Regions from separate parts of the Homo sapiens genome. Here region 2 is linked to region 1. Evidence: chromatin contacts called from ENCODE Hi-C or POLR2A ChIA-PET data. All regions are on one chromosome and are shown on one strand. Each heading gives the region's core, a stretch centred on a gene start or an enhancer-like site at or near the end of the contact. The rest is flanking DNA. Distances are from core to core; before and after follow the strand shown. Region 1 holds the start of LAMP5 (lysosomal associated membrane protein family member 5). Region 2 holds the start of JAG1 (jagged canonical Notch ligand 1).

Region 1 (6,459 bases), core at 353-2,852:
TGTTTAATAATAATTGCTAACATGAAAAAATGTAACACATACAAATGTTATCTCTTCCACTTTCAACTGATGAGAACTGACGTTTTATCAATCTTCTGTATAAAATCATTTCTGTTAAGTTCTGTAAAATTTGCATCAATTCTTCTATATATAATCATCTTTGTAAAGTTCTTGAGAAATGTTTGGATGAAATACTGAACTACAAACATAAAAGTCAAGATGTCAAAATATAATGTCAATTTTAATATTACTTTATACTTTGAATTGCTAGTGATCTAATGATTGATATAGGAATATGTTTGAAAGCCAAAAACATTATATAGATACTTTGTGGCAGATATGTCAGAATGTGATTATACTTAAAACAGCATTCTATAAATTTGAAGAATGTGAATTAATGATAGAGATTTCAGATTTCAGATTATTATTTGATATTGAATATAGATTTTTATGGAAGTCAAAATATGGAGTAAAAATATTATATAAGGAGAAATGAAGATAATCTCACAGAGTTAAAGCATGTGATTTTTGTATTTTAATTCTAACTGACCATGTGACATTTGGGAAGGTCATTTAATTTATTTGAGCCTCAGTTTTGGGGTATGTAAAACCACAGTAACTCATATCTTTCCTTGCCTACCCTCTAAGATTGGGGAGAATCAAATTAGATAATGCAGGTGAAATACTTTGCAATTTTCCCTTTAATATGACATTGTTTTATAACATTATATTACTGATGCAACATTTATTTGCATTATGAAATATCTTCTAAGGAATAAAATATTTGGACATCACTACAATTGATGAGGACTGCATGTGTATTTTTGAAAGCTGTATTCTGATTTACAGAGCAAAAATAAAAAATAAGCAAGCTACCAAATATGTAAATACAGGAATTAGCCCAGTAGTATTTGTTCTTCTGTTCCACTACAGGCTTTAGAGTAATATCAGTGTGTGTTTTTCTTACATAACTATGTGACATTACTTAGGGCATAATTCTAAAATTTCTGTCCTAGGAGACACTAGATAACTCTCAAAAACTTCTGATTTGCTTGCATCCCTTTTTGGCAGAGTGGTCACAGTATAATGCGGGAGGGTAGGTGACCCCAGAGTTCAGAGTCCTCATGCACCCGGGAGCAAAATTCACAGGAAAATAAGCCCACATGGAGCTACTGCATTGTCTGATGGCCTCGTTCGAGGAGGCGTCAATTTAACTTTAAACCCATGAGCTCATTGAGAGCAGGGGAGAGAAGGGGATGTCTCCAAATTCAGGAAACTGTTGCCATAGCATTTTCCCTTCTCTATTCCTGCATAGCCCTCCTCCCCCGAATCAGCAACAATTTTTGCTCCACCGTTTTCTTTCGGGAACCAGATGCGTTTTCAGAAGACAGTACTCCAGTGATAAGGTATCTACACCACTTAATAACTGTACCTGGTAAGGAGATTTAATAAGGCTGAGGGTGGTATTAAGTTTCTCAGAACAGACTCATCTTTGCGGATGCAGTTGCAGAACAGGAAACAGACCCAGGGAGAAGTTTAGTCCCCCCAGATCTCATTGGCCCTCCGCACAAGCCAAGCCACAGCCACTCCTGCCACACAATCGGATTGCTTTCAGCACTCGCAGCCGTGGACCGCCGTGCGGTCCTTTCCTCCGCAGTGAGCCGATTTGCTCTGCCAGCAGCTGTCGGTGCCGCGCTCGACACCGAGTCCTAGCTAGGCGCTCACAGAATACGCGCTCCCTCCCTCCCCCTTCTCTGTCCCCCGCCTCTCGCTCACCCCGGCCCACTCCAGCGGCGACTTTGAGGGATTCCCTCTCTGGCGGCCTCTGCAGCAGCACAGCCGGCCTCATTCGGGGCACTGCGAGTATGGATCTCCAAGGAAGAGGGGTCCCCAGCATCGACAGACTTCGAGTTCTCCTGATGTTGTTCCGTGAGTAGCGATTTGGCGACTGGGAGAGAGGACGGGCACTCTTTGCAGAGAACAGAGCCGGCAAAGTAAAGTCAATTAGCTTGAGATAAAAAATATGGCCCTTAATGTTTTGCGGTGTTTTTTCTTTTTTTCTTTTAGGGGAGGAGGGAGGGCCTTCCTCGCCGGTGGCAGGGAATTCCCCTGAGAGCCATACACCTCTGTGGCATATTCCAGACAGAGCCTAGACAGGCCAGCTTCGTGAGGTCAGAGCATTGGCAAGAAATATTTACTTTAAAATCCCAAGATGTAGAAAACAGCCAGCTATATTACAAACAAAGTCAGGATTTTTAATTTTTTTAACTGTATTTTCATTATAAATTAACAGCGAAGGAATGAGGCTTGTTAGACCCGGGTTAGAGAAACGGCTCGTAGAGCGCACAGCTGCTGGCAGAGAACTTTGTCACTCCAAAGCCTGCAGAGCACTGTCTCCCCACCCTAGCGCCCGAGACGCGTGGGCTGAGCCCTGAACTGATGGAATTGTTTTGTTTGTTCCGCAGATACAATGGCTCAAATCATGGCAGAACAAGAAGTGGAAAATCTCTCAGGCCTTTCCACTAACCCTGAAAAAGATATATTTGTGGTGCGGGAAAATGGGACGACGTGTCTCATGGCAGAGTTTGCAGCCAAATTTATTGTACCTTATGATGTGTGGGCCAGCAACTACGTAGATGTAAGGAATCTTTCCCCCCCCTCAGCTTGCTCCTAGGGCTCCAGGGCGAAGGGCACCCTTCCTCAAGGCTCTTCGAAGACCTGGGTTGCCCGCCTTCTTTCCCACACCCCGGCAGGCTGCTCCCGAATGCTGCATGGGGATTCCAGCTTGTAATGCCTTCTGTTCCCCTGCCTGCTTTGAAAGTAAACCCCCTTCTCTCCGCTTCCCTATCGGGGCTGCACGTAGAGCATCTAACCGCATGTTCCCGGAACCTGGGATGCGCGCGCGCAAAGGAGCGCCCAAGCGTGCAACCCAGAGTTTGGACGCGCCGCCCTTTACAGCCCCCGCCCCGGGGCCGGGCGAGCTGAGGGGGCGCGGGGCGTCTGTGTTCCCAGCTGATCACAGAACAGGCCGATATCGCATTGACCCGGGGAGCTGAGGTGAAGGGCCGCTGTGGCCACAGCCAGTCGGAGCTGCAAGTGTTCTGGGTGGATCGCGCATATGCACTCAAAATGCTCTTTGTAAAGGTAACTCCGAGCCCAGCGGGCAGAGGGGCCGCAGGCTCCGCGTGGGTGTGGGAAGTGGCGGCCCCTAGGTTTAAGAACCCAGACGCTGCGGGGACGATTGAAGCGCACCTCCCCGGCTCAACAGGAAAGCCACAACATGTCCAAGGGACCTGAGGCGACTTGGAGGCTGAGCAAAGTGCAGTTTGTCTACGACTCCTCGGAGAAAACCCACTTCAAAGACGCAGTCAGTGGTGAGTGGAGGCTGGCATGGCTGGGGAGGGAGCCTGGGAACTCGCAGAACAGGCTTGGAGAGAGAATTCCTCAAGGTTTTGGAAACCGTCCCACGCTTTGAGGTCCCAGGCCAAGTCTTCCCTCGGCTTGCTCTTTAGGGCGGAAGAGGCGGGAGCGCCCATGAGTCTTCTGGGTCTCAGGCCTTGTAGATCCGCCAGGAACCGCAGGCGTGGGGACCCAAACGTCACCCGTGGCCTGATCCTAGATAAGAAGTCCCTTGAAGGCCTGTCGTTCCCTGGTGCTTCAAAACGACCTCTTATGATTTGGCCTTTGAAGGACCACGGAGAAGGGCAAAGCTGCATTTTAATTTTCTTCCGCATCCTGGTTTTGTTTCTTATGCGCTAAAACTGCAAGGGGGCAGTGCGACTTTCCTTTTCAGTCAGGATGTGATGGCCTTCAGTGTCTTTTTGCGCATGGCAGCATGGCTCGCACGGGATATTCAGTCATCGACTGCAGCTACCTGACAGTGGATTCTGCACCATGTATAATTTACTAGCGTTTCTGGCCCATCCCTCCGACAACTCAGCCAGATCCTCCTCGGCAAAACGAGCGTTCATCCCCCAAATAACAATATTCCTATCTGCAGACACCGTCAAAGACCACATTTAAATTTATTTTATTCTTTATAAGTTGTCTATTTCACTCATAATGAGGCCCTTCATCACCCAGGCACCTGAGTTGGGAAAGGATTTTTATTGAATACATAAAAATACATGTGTCATCTTTCCCTTTTCACCCCTTTTTGTTATCACAGTAAAAGGAGGATTTTTTCTTTTTCATCAAAGTTTAGATGCAAGATGTCCCCCAGTTAAATTAGACCAAAAAGGAAAAAGGAAAAATCAAACTTAGGTCAGAAAAAGAGCAATGGGAGGCAGACCTTCAGAGGGGATGTATGTGTGTAAGGACAAGCATCCAGAGGACCAGCAATCTGTCCGGCTTTGTTGAGGAAGATGTTTTATTCTTTGCCAGGCCCGTGTGAAATGTGGAAAACCAAGTCACTGTTCCTTCTGTGTCTTTGGAATCTCCATTATTAGGGATTTTTTTTTTCTTTTTTGAAGTGCGGTCTCACTCTGTCCACCAGGGTGGAGGGCAGTGGCACCACCATAGATCACCACAGCCTGGAGTAAGCTACTGGGCTCAAGAGATTCTCCCACCCCAGTTTCCCCAGTAGCTGGGACTACAGGCATGTGTCACCATGCCAGACTAATTTTGTAAATGTATGTGTGTGTGTGTGTATTTGTAGAGACAGAGTCTCACTATGTTGCTCAGGCTGGTCTAGAAATCTTGGGCTCAAACGATCCTCCCACCTTGACCTCTGAAAGTTTTGGGATTACAGGCAGGATCCACCATGCCCAGCCTAGGTTTTATACAGTAACAAGGGTTGGGTTTTTAAGTATCATTCTCCTCTTCAAAAAAGGAGTTCCAAATTAATATTGAAAGAGCCCTGGCTCTCAAGATAATGGGTGTGTTTGTCCTTCATCACCACTTGATGCCATTTGTAGAGCCCTAGCCCTGGCAAGGGAACAGAGAGGACAGGAGGGGTGTGGTGTCTGGAACTGAGAGGCAATAGCCAGCTCTCTGGCACATTAGGTTAGGAACAATGAGGGTTCTAACTATTGCTCTGGGCTCTTGCTGTAGCTGGGAAGCACACAGCCAACTCGCACCACCTCTCTGCCTTGGTCACCCCCGCTGGGAAGTCCTATGAGTGTCAAGCTCAACAAACCATTTCACTGGCCTCTAGTGATCCGCAGAAGACGGTCACCATGATCCTGTCTGCGGTCCACATCCAACCTTTTGACATTATCTCAGATTTTGTCTTCAGTGAAGGTAAGTTGTTGGGGGATGGAGGGGAAGAAGACCTAGTTTATTTCAGGAAGGATGAGAGAGGGACCTACCAGGGCCCCAGGATGTTACCACTTGGATTTCCTCTAGGTTGAAATGACACTGCCTGCCTCTTTAATAATTTTCAAAGACTAAAAAAGCAGTAAGCTGAATGTATGAACTTATCTCAGTAGTTCTTTCTTTCTCCCTCCCAGCCTCCTCCCCGTTTACCTTCACTTTAGTCCTTTCTTCTCAGTCTCCCTTTGTTTCCTCCTTCTTCTTTTCTTTACCTTCTTCCCTCCCTTCTTATATTTCATCTTTCCCTCTCTCCCCATCTTCTTTCCTTTGCCAAAAGATGAACCTTCATAGGGAGAAAGATTTAAAAAGTCACTTTGGAAAAAACTGTAATTTTGATGCAAACTTCCCAAGGAGAAAGCAGCTAAAGTATTTAAGACGTTAGTTAATCTAGAGAGCTACAGATGGGGGAAAGGGCCTTTGCCTTTCTGGGCCCGTTTCTTCTTGTTCTCTCGGATACTTCTAGTTGAAGATTCTGCTGCTGTGAGTCCGAGTTTCTGTGCATCCAGAAGGCAGAGGGGGTGGGTGCGTATGCACAGATCATGGACTCATCAAGTCTTTCCACCAAGCATCTTCGTGAGGAGGATATCCTTAAGCTCCAGGGAGGGAAGGGTACCTGAAGGCTGAGCCGTTTAAGGCCAGCTGCTTCTGCTGAGTGTGGAGCAAGGCTGTCTCTCAGTCTGTTTAGCCTCTGAAAGGGGACCCAGCTGTGCTGTGGCAGGTTCAGGTCAAACACATTCTTTTCATCTCAGCACCCCTGCAGAGGTAGGGCACAAGGGGAGTCAAAACCTCTGCAATTTGTTCAAGTCAAGCAACAATTCACGTTGGGCAATTGTGGGATAAATGAATTCATATCATTTATTCTCTCTCCCTCACAAAGGAGGTTATTAAATTTTATATTCTGTTTATTCTACATGGAAAAAAAATCAGAAAAAATTTTGATTGCTTTGTTTATGCCTTTCTTTGGGTTGGAGACCCCCAGGTGAATACAACAATGCCAATGTTCAGGATATTAGAGAATCTCCACCTTTGTCATCTATGATCATTTTCCAAGGCATCTAGCTTTCATAAAATGCAGCTTCCACTCAACCTATTCCAGAATAGAATGCACCACCTTCCACCTTGATTATTGAGAAGGCATTTGAGAAG
Region 2 (6,127 bases), core at 700-3,199, 1.2 Mb after region 1:
GGGCAGGAAGGGGCCAGCAGCGGGCGGGGGTTCCCAGGTCTACAGCTCCTGTGAGGGCCCCAAGAACCTCCTCCTGCGGCGGCCGCCCCCGGCCCTTAAGCCGAACCTGGAGAGCGCCCCCGCACACACTAAAATCTCCCGGGGAGCAGCGGGAAACGGACTCCCCCACACCCTCCAGGAAGGACACACCCGCCCTCCCGGCCGTTCACGGGAAAGGGGAGGTTGCCAATTTGGACGGCGTTCGCAGGCCAGAACTGCGCCGAGTCGCCTTCCACGGCGCACCAGGTTTAATTAGTTAAGCAAAGAGATCAGCTACAACGATCTCTTGGCTTGGGGCCGGGAGAGTTACTCTGGGAACTTCAAGTTGCAAGTTTACACCGGCCTTCCTAGGAGCCTGGTCCCATAAACCCTCTGGGATCCCCACTTTTGTGCACTAAGCAAATAGCAGCAGGAATGGGACCCACCTCGACTACCCCAGCCGAGATCTAACTATAGTGTCCCGGCTCCCTCACCCGCCACCCCTAGAGATTTCCCCAGTTAGCGCCTAGTTTCAAGCCAAAGCCCTTTAAATCCCTCTCGCAAGGGATAACAGGGCTCGGCCAGGCGCGGGTGTGAGGCTCCGCCCGGCCTCCTTCCCGAGTAGTCACTCACCGGCCAGGCGAAACTGAAAGGCAGCACGATGCGGTTGCGGTCGTTGCCGCGGCTGGCCTTGAGGTTGAAGGTGTTGCCCCCGATGACAGGCGTGGACCCTGAGCCGAAGCTGCAGGGCCCCCCGGCCGTGACGCGGGACTGATACTCCTTGAGGCACACTTTGAAGTATGTGTCACACTCGTCGCGGGTGCACTTGCGGTCTCCCGGGTTCCGGGCGCCGCCGCAGCAGTTCCCGTTCTGCAGCTCCCCGTTCACGTTCTGCATGGACAGGATCTCCAACTCGAACTGACCCGAGGCCCCACACACCTGCCGGCGAGGGAAGGAGGTAGGTCAGCGCGGGAGAAAGCTGTTTTCTTCGAGTATAGAGGTGGCGACTCCCTCCCACTCCCCGCCCCGACGAGCCCTCCTCGCCGAGTGAAAATAATTTTGCGAAACTACGTTCAAGGACTCAACATGATTCCGGGGCAAAAAAAAAAAAAAATGCACGAGTGCGGAAGAAATCCGACGACTTCCCGGGGGGCAACAGCGGAGCGAACGCGCCCCTGTCCGGCCTGGAGGGGTCACCCTCAGGAGGCAGGGGCTCCCGTGGGGGAGTTGGCGCGCTCAGCCCAGGTGCAGCCGCTCGGGCGCAGGGGCGAGGAGTCGGGCGCTCGAGGGCTGCCGAGCCTGCTCGCGGGGCTCAACCGCCCAGGGCGCCGCGAGGGGAGGGAGAGGACGGCTGGGAGGGAGGCCCGGAGAAGGGCTCCTACCTTGGCTCGCAGGGCACAGAGCAGGGCGAGCAGGAGGCTTAGGGGGCGCCCGGACCGGCCGCGCGTCCGTGGGGAACGCATCGCTGCGCCGCGCGCCGCGGGCACTCGGGACGCCGCCGCTGCTGTTCGCGCTGGTGCTGCCGCCGGTGCTGCCGTCGCCGCTGCCCCTGCGGCCGCCGCGTCCCGGCTCTAATATACTCCGCCGATTGGAGCATGCACGACTGGAAAACAACACCACTTTTCAAAAGCCCTTTCAAGAGCGGCCCGTTCCAGAAGGCAAAGAGCCCGGCCTCCTTTTATTATTCTGATCGCTTCTTTGAGACGCTCCCCCTCCTCTTCCACCTCCCGGCTTTCTTTCCTTCTCTCGCGCTCCCCTTCTTTTATTATTATGATTATGCGCAGCCTTTTATTCCCTTTTAGATCAGCTGCATGGAAAAAGGGGGGAGGGAGGGGAGAAAAAAAAAAACCAGCCTAGCTCGCGGGCCGGCCGCAGGTAACACAATGACGCGTGCCCGCCCGGCTCTCGGAGAAGGACCCGGAGAGCCCGTCTGGCAGCAGCGGCCGGGGCTGGCCACCTCTACCCAGCACGCCGGGCAGGGCGCATGCGCGCTTATTAATATTCATGAGAGGGCGTGCTCACCCTGGGCACGCCCCTCCCCTTCACGTTGCTGGGGAGGGGGTAGTGCGAGGAGGAACTTGGAAGGGGTTGGGGGCAGCGGGATGCTCAGGGCGGCGTAGAAGAACCAGGGCCCCACACCAACCCCCGCCCTCGGGAGCTTCGGGCCAGGAGGGAAGGGAGAGTGCGGGGAGGTACTTGGAAGGGATCGTTGCTCAGGGACGCCTGGAGGCCCCCAGCGGGGACCGCCCCCTCGGGCGCCCCGGGCCGTGCGCCTTTGCCCGCGCGTCGGGGCCCCAGGTGTAGGCGCCGCGGCGCTGACTGAGCGGTCGGAGCGGGGCAGCTTCCGCCTTCCGAACCGCCTGCGTCAGCTGCGGCTTTCGCCCCGGGAGGAGGGCCTGCCTGCCCGCCGGGAGTTCGGCCCGCTTCCCGCGAGCGAGCCGCCCAGAGCGCTCTGCTGGCGGCAGAGGCGGCGGCGAGGCTGGCGCGCTTGCCGCCGTCTGCTCGCCCCGCGGAGGCGACCTGGGCAGACGCTGCTGGGAACTTTGAAAAACTTTCCTGGAGCCAGGCTTGCCGCAGATTCGAGGGGAAGCCTCGGCCGCGTCCCACCCCCTCCCAAATCCGAGTCTGCGGAGCCTGGGAGGGCTCCCAGCTTCCTATCCAAACCGCGCCGGGGCAGAGGCGCGGGGAAACCGGGGGTAGAAGGCGGCGGGCACGCCGGGGCCCTGTTCAGGCTTTGGGAAGGGCCGGCGGAGATGCTGGTGGGCTTGGACGCCCTCCCCGGCCCGACGCCCCGGCCGCAGTGCCGGGATTGCACCTGTAGGCGGCCTCCGAGCAGCTCTCTGGGTGGCAAGAGATGGGCCTGGGAGGGACCGTGTCCCCAGCACCGCCAGCCGCGGAACTTGCCTTCTCTGGGGTGGCAGTGGAAACCGATACTGTTTTCCACCTTGAGGCAAGCCTCGCAATTAACAGCTACACTCCTGGTCATAATCAAGGTCGAAGAAAGCCCGTGGGCTGGCCGTAGCCTCTGCTAACCCCTCTCCCACGGGCTTGCTGTTGCATTTGAGGGGACCTTTATATGGAAACATCGACTTCCTTTGAAGGGTGGACAAAGTTTTGGCCCTAATAGTAGGTATGTCCTGCAGAAAAGCGTGACTATTCAGCGGCCGGTTTGGGGCTTGAGTTCTCCTGGGTGTGGGGCGTGATGGGCTGGCAATAGGTCAAGGGAAAATAGTTTCCAACATGCTGAGTTATGAGCATAAAAGGGTGGGTATTTGTGGTTATCTACTTATTGCATTTGATGGGAGGCTCAGTATGAACAATATTTTCAGTGCCAAATCTCATCATTCTGAGGAATAAACTAGGGCAGCTAACTGACCTCTTTACATAGGTTCAAAGCTACCAAGGATGGTTAGGAGTCTTGGCATTTTAACAGCCTAAGAAATGCTCCTAAGAAAAGTGCTTACTTAGTGGTAATGTGTCCCATCTTGAGCACTGGCGGGAGAATCCATGTTTTGGAAGGGAGGTTTCTAAGAACAGAGCAAGTTTACAGCTGGTCATGTTAGCAGCTGGGGTAGGCAGCGACAACCTGGGTGTTTCAATGTGCCCCAGCCTCCCTTTCCCCAATTATCCTAAATCAAGGCAACCAGTTGTCAACTGTAATCCCATCTACACTTTTCTCACTGAGGTTTCCATCAACACCAGTCTCCCCACTTATCTGTCCCGTTCTAATTTCTACTCCCAAGTATCCCTGAGTTTGGGTGCTAAATAACGGTTTAAAAGTAAAATGGGCCGCGAGCTGTGGGTCACGCCTGCAATCCCAGCACTCTGGGAGGCCGAGGCGGGTGGATCACGAGGTCAAGAGATTGAGACCATCCTGGTCAACATGGTGAAACCCGGTCTCTACTACAAATACAAAAATTAGCTGGGCGTGGTGGCACATACCTGTAGTCCCAGCTACTCGGGAGGCTGAGAGAGGAGAATAGCTTCAACCTGGGAGGCGGAGGTTGCAGTGAGCTGAGATCATGCCACTGCACTCCAGCCTGGCGACAGAGCGAGACTCCATCTCAAAAAAAAAAAAAAAAAAAAAAAAGGCAAAATGGTGCTGAAAAAGGCTGGTGTGATCTTAAAGAGCACACTCCTTGGAGTTCCCTATGTCGGACCCTGTTTTAATTCTGTGCCTTGTGCCCCCCACAGCTCTCAGGAAAGAGGCTGCGGAGCCAGACCTTTAGTTAAAGTGTTTAGATCTCCACCTGGCTTCACCTAGAAGGGCTACCTGAGATTGCAGGTGCCACCAGTTGCAATCTGGGCCACATGCAAGCTGGTGTCACCTCCAGTCCACCAGTGAATTTAGCCCATTTGACTGATAGGAAAGAAAATATAAACTCTGAGAGGTGAAAACTACCTGATTACACCTAACAAGAATGTCAAATCACTGATAAACACAAAATTTTTATGTCACATAGCACAGAGTCCCACACCCTTCCTGAGCCTGGGAACCCACTTTTAGAGAAGGCAGTTGTGGGCTAGAGGGAATTCTTTTGAAAATTTTCAGTTGGGGCTCTTCCAAATAATTGGGACTCCCCCAAAAAGCCAGTCACGTTTACCACAACAGACACTGAGTGGAAGCTCTATCCTCTGCTTCCTTGAAGCCGGTTGTCAGGCCCCCTCCTTAGAGAATGAGGAACTGCTGCCGAGAGAACTGAAATACAGAGATTCCCCCTTGGCAGGGCTTGTCCTGCTTTGGGGTATAGCCTCCAAGTGTAAATGAATATTCCAGAACAACCTTCCTGTGGAAAATGCCATCTTTAGCTGTCATACCTACACCTGAGAGAAGGGGAGAGGCTTGTAGTCAGTTACTATCTGACCTGTCTCGTGTGCTCAAACATCATCCTTGGATATCTTTTCCTTTAATTCTAAAAAGATGATGGATGCCTCATTTTTTCTTTTCCCAGAAAACTTGCCCCACTTTTATCTAGTCAACAACATATAGCAGTTCTGAACCTGCAAAAGCTTTATAAGAGACATTCAAGCTATATTAGCTGTATTTAAGTACATCTAATCAACTGTAATCCTTGGTTAATCAACACTGTGGTTAAAATAAGCTAATCAATATTTATTGAGAACTGCTATTATAAGCAGTAACATCGATGATCTAAAAAATATTATGTTAAGTGAAATAAGCCAGACACAAAAGACTACATCCTGTATGAATTTATTTATACGGAGTTCCAGAACAGGAAAAACTGGTGAAAAAAGATCACAAGAGTGATTTTGAGGGTGGGTGGGTGGGAGCAGAGCTTCACTGGGATGGGCTTGAGGCTCTTCTGGTGGCATTGTGGGGTAATGTTTCATATTTTTGATAGGTGTTTGGGCTACACAGGTGTATGCATTTGTCAAAATTTATTAAATAGTACATTTAAGATTGTATTTCATTAGGTGTTCAAAAGAGGAAAAAAGAATTGTGAACAGATATTCACCTCCAGTTATATGAGTGCTGAAGCATTTAGCGGGGAAGTGGAATGATATCTGCAACTGACACTGAAATGCATACAAAATTAGAGGGATCAGAGAGGATGGCTGGGTGGGTGGTTACACGCTGAAGCAAAATAGTAAAGTCTTTTTTTGTTTTTTTGAGACAGAGCCTGTTGTCCAGGCTGGAGCGCAGTGGCACAGTCTTGGCTCACTGCAATCTCCGCCTCCCAGGTTCAGGTGATTCTCCTGTTTCAGCCTCCCGAGCAGCTGGGATTAGATGCATGCCATCATACACGGCTAATTTTTGTATTTTTTAGTAGAGATGGGGTTTCACCATGTTGACCATGGCTGCTTTAAAACTCCTGACCTCAGATGATCCTCCTGCCTTGGCCACCCAAAGTGCTGGGATTACAGGCATAAGCCACAGCGCCCAGCCAGTAAAGTCTTAATGGTAGAATTTAGGTGTTACAGTGGTGTTCACTGCAAAATTCTTCGACATTTTTCTATGTTTGAAAATTTTCCTTCTTAAATCTTGGGGAAGATAGTTATTGATTTGCCAGGTATTTTGTGGGTGCCAAGAATATGGTGGGCAACACCACAATACTGGTCTTCAGCACTACTGAGTGGAGAGTGTGTT

What was found. A loop is a pair of places that touch in the nucleus more often than their neighbours do. ChIA-PET counts read pairs that join two places held with the same protein, here RNA polymerase II (POLR2A). Pooled maps may share reads with other maps.
Region 2: a pooled map shows a loop between it and region 1 (5-fold over the local background). The contact joins the promoter of JAG1 here to the promoter of LAMP5 in region 1. A Hi-C loop is called at or near these places in 3 of 37 single-sample maps with no recorded cell type and 5 of 50 pooled maps. POLR2A ChIA-PET finds 5 or more read pairs at or near these places in 1 of 52 experiments (H1).

The regions. Positions count from the first base shown.
Region 1 is chr20:9,512,988-9,519,446 of GRCh38, forward strand. LAMP5 (lysosomal associated membrane protein family member 5) reads left to right here and starts at 1,603. Exons shown (of 6, transcript NM_012261.4): 1 at 1,603-1,929; 2 at 2,466-2,638; 3 at 3,013-3,144; 4 at 3,269-3,374; 5 at 5,053-5,241. The coding sequence starts at 1,866. It overlaps LAMP5-AS1 (LAMP5 antisense RNA 1), which reads right to left and starts at 2,011. Exons shown (of 5, transcript NR_109957.1): 1 at 1,777-2,011. RefSeq lists enhancers at 2,538-3,122, 5,666-6,372.
Region 2 is chr20:10,672,050-10,678,176 of GRCh38, forward strand. It overlaps JAG1 (jagged canonical Notch ligand 1), which reads right to left and starts at 1,950. Exons shown (of 26, transcript NM_000214.3): 1 at 1,401-1,950; 2 at 652-957. The coding sequence starts at 1,481. RefSeq lists a silencer at 2,173-2,572.